Linked DNA regions of Mus musculus: region 2 is linked to region 1. The links are chromatin contacts, found by Hi-C or POLR2A ChIA-PET in ENCODE. All regions are on one chromosome and are shown on one strand. Each heading gives the region's core, a stretch centred on a gene start or an enhancer-like site at or near the end of the contact. The rest is flanking DNA. Distances are from core to core; before and after follow the strand shown.

Evidence for each region. Hi-C counts contacts between places; a loop is a spot of excess contacts on that map. ChIA-PET counts read pairs that join two places held with the same protein, here RNA polymerase II (POLR2A).
Region 2: POLR2A ChIA-PET joins it to region 1 with 18 read pairs in embryonic stem cell. The contact joins the promoter of Mxd4 here to the promoter of Mfsd10 in region 1. A Hi-C loop is called at or near these places in 1 of 37 maps with a recorded cell type or tissue (gastrocnemius). POLR2A ChIA-PET finds 5 or more read pairs at or near these places in 1 of 5 experiments (embryonic stem cell).

What each region holds. Positions count from the first base shown.
Region 1 is chr5:34,635,091-34,639,193 of GRCm38, reverse strand. Mfsd10 (major facilitator superfamily domain containing 10) reads left to right here and starts at 1,982. Exons shown (of 13, transcript NM_026660.3): 1 at 1,982-2,267; 2 at 2,411-2,600; 3 at 2,688-2,784; 4 at 3,070-3,173; 5 at 3,427-3,585; 6 at 3,663-3,824; 7 at 4,035-4,103. The coding sequence starts at 2,427. Nop14 (NOP14 nucleolar protein) reads left to right here. Exons shown (of 18, transcript NM_029278.2): 16 at 1-9; 17 at 148-303; 18 at 543-658. The coding sequence ends at 642.
Region 2 is chr5:34,185,866-34,190,078 of GRCm38, reverse strand. It overlaps Mxd4 (Max dimerization protein 4), which reads left to right and starts at 2,369. Exons shown (of 6, transcript NM_010753.2): 1 at 2,369-2,569; 2 at 2,651-2,750. The coding sequence starts at 2,506.

The DNA of each region.
Region 1 (4,103 bases), core at 733-3,232:
AGTCAAAGTGTGAGTGCTGGGGGACCCTGTGGAGGCCAGGACTGTCTGTAGGCTAGAGGTGGGCGATGCACCTGCTTCAGCCTGGGACAGGAGACATTGCAGTCGGCAGTCAGCTCACCTCTATAGCCTTTTTGATTCTAACTTTAGGCTTGAGTTTGGACGGAAACAAGGCAGCAGTAAAGAAGAACAGGAAAGGAAAAGACTAATCCACAAACACAAGCGGGAATTTAAAGGCGCCGTCCGAGAGATCCGAAAGGACAATCAGTTCCTGGCCAGGATGCAGCTCTCAGAAATCATGGAAAGGTGAGGAGGAACTGTGTGTACGGGACTAGGGCACCGCTGTGGTGTGACACCACACTCATAGGCCGCTGGTTTTTCTCAGCACTGGGGAGTATGGTGAGCGATATACTTGGCAGCCTTTGCAGGACTGAGGGTAGAGCCATGCATGTGTGGTTCTGAACTGTTAGTGTTCAAACTGAAGAAAGCAAAATACCTGAGAACTGATGCAAGATTAACACTTGCTTTTTTCTCTTTCTCTTTAGGGATGCAGAAAGAAAGCGTAAAGTAAAACAGCTTTTTAATAGCCTGGCCACGCAAGAAGGTGAATGGAAGGCTCTTAAGAGGAAAAAGTTCAAAAAATAAATTGTCTTGTAATGTAGCAAGGCTGTGTGGTGTGTTGTAATGAAGGGTTCTGGGGGTTCATTGTGGAGTGTGGGGTCCCATCTCCCTGCCATGCTCAGACACAGGTTGGGGATGTCTGTGAGAGCTCTGCACTGTTAGATGATAGCCACACACAGAATGACATTTAGGCAGTTGTCCATAAAACTGACAAGCTGTCATAGTGTGGGTAAGTACATTATATACGTTTTACAGTGAAGTCGCCTTCCCACACACTTATCAGATCACCTATCACACATGACAGAACAGGACTGAATCCTTACGTCCAGCCTGGCCCTTGTCACCTGCTATGGCTCTGAGGTGTGAGATCTTGTGCGAGGGTTGGTGGTGCTGAGTAGGAGTTGCGTTTTGGATGTGGTGAAGCCACTGTTGGAGCACAGAATGAATGGCTGTGGGCATCCTGCAGCTCAGAAAGTGCTGGTCAAGAACAACCCTGAAGGGAGATTGGGCTCAGCAGCTTGGCTTACAGGGGCTACATCTACCAACAGTACTCACCTTGTCACCTCTCCCTGTGATTCTTCTGGGACAGAGGCTGCATGACCCACGAGGGGCCTGGGCCTGACACACGCACCAGCTAGGCTACCATCCAGCCCCAGCTTCCTCCACGCCTGAATTAGCCACAGGGCTCTGCCGTACAATGGCTCTGTGTAGCCAACTGCAGCAAGAAGCAGGGTGGCCAAATCTGATACTGGGCATAGATTGAGCAATCTATGAGGAGGAACATGCCAAGGAAAAGTTTATAGAGCCTCCAGATACTGTCCTGTGTCGTCAGAAGGGGAACACAATCCAGCTAGAAGAGCCTATCACTCGAGTGCATCCGGTGTTGTCCTCTGGGAAAGAGTCAGTGTGGACTGTATGGCTCCAACAGGTTAACAGCACTGAAGGGATAGGACTTTAGTGGTTCATCTATCTAAAAGATGAGTCTTTGCTCCAGCTGTTCTCATACTTCAGAGTTGATTGAGGATGACTAAATCCTGAATCCTGTTCTTTCTGTCTCCACCGAGTGCTGGTACTAGAGGTGGGCATCACCATCCCCAACTCCAGCATGGTTTAGAGTAAGCTAAAGTAGGAGGGTCAGGAATTCAAGGTCAACCGTGGCTACATGAGACCCTGATTCAAAAGAAAGATATATAGGTACCAAGGAGACTGAACTGCACAGACAAGCTGTCTCTTACATACACTTAGCTCTTCAGAACTTCACCGCTTGCTTCTAATGCATCTGGAAGCCTGCAAGCCTTCTCTATACTTGGCTGCTGGGAGACTCCAAACCCAGTTCCCGCCACAGCACGGCCTCCCGGAAGAGGAGGTGCCTGTTCCGAAGCCTCCGGGGTGTGGCTGCTATCCAGGGAGGTTCCCTGTTCATCCACCCGTTTGTCCCCGCCTGGAGCTGCGGCACGTGTGCACAGGTCCCAGCTGGGTAGGTGGGAAGCAAAGGTTTCGATATCGTGTGAGGAGGCCGAAGTGGTACACGAACAGGAGCTCAGGGCGCCTACGACTCCCCAACCAGGGATTCCCGTCTTCTCCCCGTTACCCGCTTCACAACAGGGGGCGCCCTGACCACTGCGGCCCTGAGCTTACTGCTGCCCTAGGTTGGTAAGGGAGTCGGGCCTTGAAGGGTGTGCCAGGACCGCATTGGAACCACTTCCGTTTTGTCTGGCAAGAACCTGCAAATTCAGCTTTCAATTGTCAGGTAAACGGGGCCGTCATCACCACACCCTCCTTCCCCCAGCAGGGTCGGAGCTTCCACCATGGGCTGGGCAGGGGATGCGGGCTGTACGCCTCGTCCGCCTATACGGCCTCGGCCCGCGTCCGAGCGTCGCGTGATCATCGTGCTCTTCCTCGGCCTGCTACTCGACCTCCTGGCGTTCACGCTGTTGCTGCCTCTGCTGCCTGGGCTGCTGGAGAGACACGGCCGCGAACAAGTAAGCCCCTCCCCCAAGGCGGGAGCTCTCCCCATGCCTAGCCTATCACAGATTTATCCAGCTGGAGTTACTTTCCTCTTTACCCAGGACCCCCTCTATGGCTCCTGGCAGCGTGGGGTAGACTGGTTTGCTTCAGCCATCGGGATGCCAGCGGAAAAGAGGTACAACAGTGTCCTGTTCGGAGGTATGTCGCTGTGTGCCATGCTGGGGCCCACAACCTTTTTTTGGAGAGCTAGTTCTGCCTAGGCTCTTGGTCAATCATCCTCCCTGGGTTCCTGCCTCCTTTAACTGAAAGGTGTGGGTTGGTTTTGTTGTTGTTGTTGTTTGGGGGAGGGGGTTGTTTTGTTTTGTCTTTTTGTTTTTGGTTGGCTTTTTTTTTTAAACTGAGGCCACCCGAGCTTCAGTCGATGGCCTGTGAATATAGGGCTAAGTGTGGTCAACACTCTAGGACTGATCCTCTGTCTCTCAGGTCTCATCGGCTCGGCCTTCTCCCTCCTGCAGTTCTTCTCCGCACCACTCACAGGAGCTGCCTCTGATTACCTGGGGAGGCGCCCAGTGATGATGTTGTCCCTGGTAAGCCTCTGGAGCCAGCTGTCAACAGGCAGAGGGGAGAATGCAGCTGTGGGGCTCCCCTGCCAACAGTGGGCTCCCATCCCTTCTAGAGGGATCTTCTGGCCCCTGGTGTTACACCAAGCTAAATACACCTAAGGAAAGTACAGGGACACAAGTGGCCCGGGTCTGAGGGTTATATGCTTGCCTGCCTTGCTCTGGGTGCTTCCTGGCCTGAAGTGACCGATCCTGCCACTTGGCCTCCACCCATTGGCAGACAGGTTTGGCCATCTCCTATGCAGTGTGGGCTACCTCTCGGAGCTTTAAGGCCTTCTTGGCCTCCAGGGTGATCGGAGGCATCAGCAAGGGGAACGTTAACCTCTCCACAGCCATTGTCGCTGACCTGGGCTCACCTCCAACCCGCAGCCAAGGCATGGTGAGTGAACAGACCTAGGGAACGGGGATTGATGTCTGGGCTTCAGACTCCATGCCTAGCTCAGGTCTTTTCCCTAGGCAGTCATCGGGGTAGCCTTCTCCTTGGCCTTTACTCTGGGTCCCATGCTGGGAGCATTCCTGTCTGTGGAAATGGTGCCCTGGATCAGCCTACTTTTTGCCATCTCCGACATGTTGTTCATCTTCTGTTTCTTGCCAGAGACACTGCCCCAGGAAAAGCGGGTAGGCCCGGGTCCCCGGAGGGGTGAGGGCTCCTGAGGGTTGGAAGGGGTTTCCTTTCTTATCTGTACCATTGGCAGGGGAGACTGGCCTGCCCTCAAGCTGCTAACATCACAACACCTCTTGGGTTTCTGGGATCTGACAGGTCCTGGTCCCTAAGCTGCCAGGCTGTGTGCTCCCAGCCTCCTGGCCAGCCCTCGCTTTCTCCCACAGGCATCTTCTGTCACCCTGGGCTTCCACACTGCTGCCCACCTGCTCAGCCCCCTGGCCCTGCTTCGCTTT
Region 2 (4,213 bases), core at 1,120-3,619, 450 kb after region 1:
TGGCACTGAGGACTTGGGCCAATGCAGTGGCAAGATGGAGGTGTCTTCCTTCTTACCACCTTGGACTCCACAGTTTCCAATTGGGAAAGTCTGGGCTCTGTCTATACAAGGCACTAGCTTTCTCTGGATGGGCCTGGCATGTCACAGTGACCTTTGATGAGGAAGGTGGTCTTGGTTGGCCAGCCTGATGCCTCCTTTCCCCAGATCTTGGGAACTTTGGGACACAGATGCACACAGGCACTGCTGGTGCCCCTGCCCCATCTGAAGGCCATGGGTGGAGAGACCCCTCTGGTCTAAAGGGGACAAACTTGCCCTTTGTACTTGCAAGCCACTTCCTGTTCTGAGCAGAGGCTTCCAGATCTCCCCTGGGAAGCCAGCTCATTCTGCAGCCTCCTTGAGCAGCAGGCTTGCTGTCCTGCCCCTGGGACTTCTCTAGAGCTGACTTTTACCTATCAGGTCACCACTACCCACTCCTCCCAGCGTTCACATGCTCTTGGAGAGGGAGAGCACTTCTGGCACAGGAAAGTGCTTTGTCTTGGATGCAGCTGGTGGGAGCTAGTGTCCCCAGTTGAGATTAAAAATTTCCAAGGCTAGGAGGCTATTCTTGTGCTCCACTTCAACACACCACAGCATCCCATCCCAGTAGGAGGAGGGAGCAGGCTGGGGAGGTCAGGCTTGCCTTAGCACTTAGAGGCAACTCACCAGCCTGCCAAAGCAAAGGTGCACCCTTCAAAATGCTGGGCCCGCATGCTAAGCTCAGGGGCCCAAAGCTCAGCATTGAGCATGGGCCTCAATGCTCCAGAAAGATGGACACCCTTCTCCTTTACAGCTCTGGACAGCCCTGGCCCTGGAGTGATTGTGGGCTTGGTCAGAGAGGCACTTCAACCAATACTAAGGAGTTCTTTCAGTGTCTATACAGGACTGTTTATGACCGCATGAGGTTCCTCTTTTGTTTTTTTCAGGGCGCCATCAGAGCACCTGTTATTCTTAATCCTGCCCCACAGGTCAGACATCTGTGGCTCACACCCAGGCTGGGAGGGAGGTGGTTCTGGTTTCCACATTCCCAGATTGTTAACAGCTCTGGGTGTGGGAGCAGTAATCTCCATCTTTCTATTTCAAGGGGACACTGCAAGTTTCCTTATCTGCATATTGGGCATATGGAGAGCCACAAGGAAGTGTGCACAATGCATCCACCTTGGTCCTAAAGTAAATTCAATGCTAATAATCTTTGTTGTTTGCTACAGTACCTTCCTTCCATTTTAAGAGCTGCTATCTAGCCACCTTATTTCCCACAGAACTCTCCAGCCTGCTATTTTGTCCTCAACCTAATAACAGAGAGAGGATCAAGGGGTGGGAGAGGATGGATACAGAGGATGGTGTTAGGGCATCTTGAGCTGTCTGTCCCCCATGCATCTATAGGCCAGCATGAGGGCCTCGGGTCATTAGGGCCAGGAGTTTGCTGAAGAGTTCACCCTCTTGTCACCATAGCCTGGCTCTTGGCACGGCTCTACCCTCAGACCAAGCACCGCAAACAGACACTCACGGATCCCTCTTGCTCAGTAGTGTCAGTAGCTCTTGGTGCCTCTCCCTTAACCCTGGTGGCCTTCCTTTTTACTCCTGATGGCTGATCCTGCCTACTTTGGGTCTGACATCTGAGAGGCTTTTAGATTCCAATGGTCTGCGTCCCTGTCTCCAAGTTTTAGCCTTCCCTGAAGCCAATATTCCTGCCAGAGACAGGTGTCCTTTGCTGTTCTTTAGCGAGATCCCAGCGCCCGCCCCTATCAGGCCCCAAGCCTGGTCCTCCACCGAGACTATGGTACCAACTGACTCCGGGCAACAGGTCGTTGCGCACGACATGCATGGGCACGACAAAGCGCCAGGGCGCGTGTCCGCAGCGCATCCTGCCTGGTGTCTCCCGAGACACGGTCCACGTCCTCCTGGCCCCCGCGTAGGCCGGGCAGCAGTCCCACCACACAGTGCTTCCTCTCGGCAACCGGTCCTGCCCGGGCGTCCTCATTGGCCCCACGCCCTGTCACTGGCCATTGGTCCGCGGACTCAATTTACATAGACCGTTCTGGCCCAATCGGCGTGCAATGCCTACTTAACATGCACGATGGCCGCCAGTCAGCGAGCACTGGGGCTGGGCCACCACGTGCTGTTGCTAAGCTTGGGCTTCTAAATTGTTACTACTGGAGCCAGCCTATCCTAGCCAAGCTTCGCATCTGTCAACATTCTCAGCTCTGCCCGAGGCGTTCGGCCAGTCCCTATTGGGCAAGGCTAGACAAGAACCCGCCCCCTAAGCCGGAGCGCCCACACCTATTGGCTGCGTCGACTGCTGCTCGACTTATGTGTCAATTTGAGGGCCTGAGGCAGAGGGTGGCGGCCCAGCGCTGGAGTCCGCGAGTCGGGCTGGTGTGCCGCCAGGCGCGGGGCGTGCGGCGAGCAGAGCCGGCAGGAGCGCGCCGGGCAGCCGCCGCCGCCGCCGTCCCGTGCGCGGGCGGCAGGATGGAGCTGAACTCTCTGCTGCTGCTGTTGGAGGCGGCCGAGTACCTGGAGCGTAGGGACCGAGGTAGCCCGCGCCCCTTTGTGCCAGGGTGGGCGGGCGGCGGGCGGGCGCAGGGGGCCGCTGACCGCACCGTCTGTCCCGCAGAGGCCGAGCACGGCTACGCCTCCGTGCTGCCCTTCGACGGCGACTTCGCAAGGAAGAAAACAAAGACGGCCGGCCTGGTGCGCAAGGCCCCGAACAACAGGTACCGCCCCCAACCCCCACCTCCCACCCCCGCGCGCTGTGCCAAGCCAGCTCGGGTCGGCCCCACCCGAGTGTCCCCGTCCTCTCTGCGTCCCCAGTACAGTCCTGCGCGCACCCGGGCGGCCGGCCTGGAGGAGGTGCCGGCCCCGCCCGCGCGTCGCCATCTTCCCGCGGCCGCGCCTCCCCGCCGCCGTAAACAGTGCCACGCGTACAGCGGCCGCGCTCGCCGAGGGCCGTTCTGGACTTTTCCAGACCGGAGAGGAGTTGTCAGTTGGTGCCGACCGCTACTCCCTAGTTTGGGCCTAATTGGGGACTCCTCCCTCCCTTGCACTTCTCGGAGCTGGCTTTGCTCTTAGACCCAGCACCTTATCCCCAGGAGCCTGGACAGAGACCTCTCTCTGGCTACTTAAGCGTCCTGCGCAGCTTATTGACAAGGAAACTCCAACCACAAGCATAGGGCTGGCTTTGTCGCGAAGAGCTGCAGGGAGCTATTTCTCTCAAAAGTTCCAGGGCTCAACTACACTGTTTGCCTTGGCCTTGTGTTTGGAGGAAGCCCTGAAGCTGAGGTTTAGGTATGGCTAGGACTGCTAAAGGTTCCACCTTCCTGGCTGCAGTGGGATCCAGGGCACACCTGACACTGTCTAGGGGCTAACTTTGGCCCAGCTACTCCTGTGTGGTCAGTCTGAGAGCTTCCTTAGCAGGCTGGGGGCTTCAGGGCCCCTTGGCAGAGGGTGCGGCTCATTCCTGTGGCCTGTCTGTTCTTGGGAAACAGAGAGGCTGGCACAAGGACCCATTTCTGTGGTGTCCTAGGCCTGGCAAAGAACAGGTTGAATTACCAACGGCCTGAGTCCCAGCCCCTGGTCTCTTGCTTTGAACAGTTTGCAGAAGGACTTAAGTGTGTTGGAGGCCTCACTGCCCCAAGCTTCCACAGTGAGATGGCCTGGACCCGGCTTCTGTCTGCCCTAAACCCCAGGTTTGGGAGCTCAGCTTCCTGTGGCATGGAGTACCCACAGCTGATAGGAATGGTAGCATTCCTGAGCTGAGGCCCTTGAATGCTTCTGCCATATACACAAGTAAGAATCTGACCCAGCCTTGTAAATGAAGCCTTATTTTGACCTCCATTTTACAACCGAGGAAGCCAAGGCATAGACAGATTCAGTTACTTGGGTAGGGCTGCTTAACCACCCTGTTCCTGGATGAGGTCCTAGCCTTCCATCTTCTTCTGGGATGGGGAGAACTGGGTGCAAGGGGCAGGGGATGCAAAGGGCCTCTCTGACTGGACTTGGGTGCACCTCCCCTGAAGCTTCCTTGGACAGAGTGTACTCCTTCAAGACCTGAAGCCTTAGGGTGGCAGACACAGCCCTCCCCTCCCCAGTCACTGCTCAGAGGCTATTCTCAGCCAGCTCAGTTGAGAAGCTGGGATTTCAGATGTGGCAGGGCAGTTCTGAACCTTCTGTGTCCTGG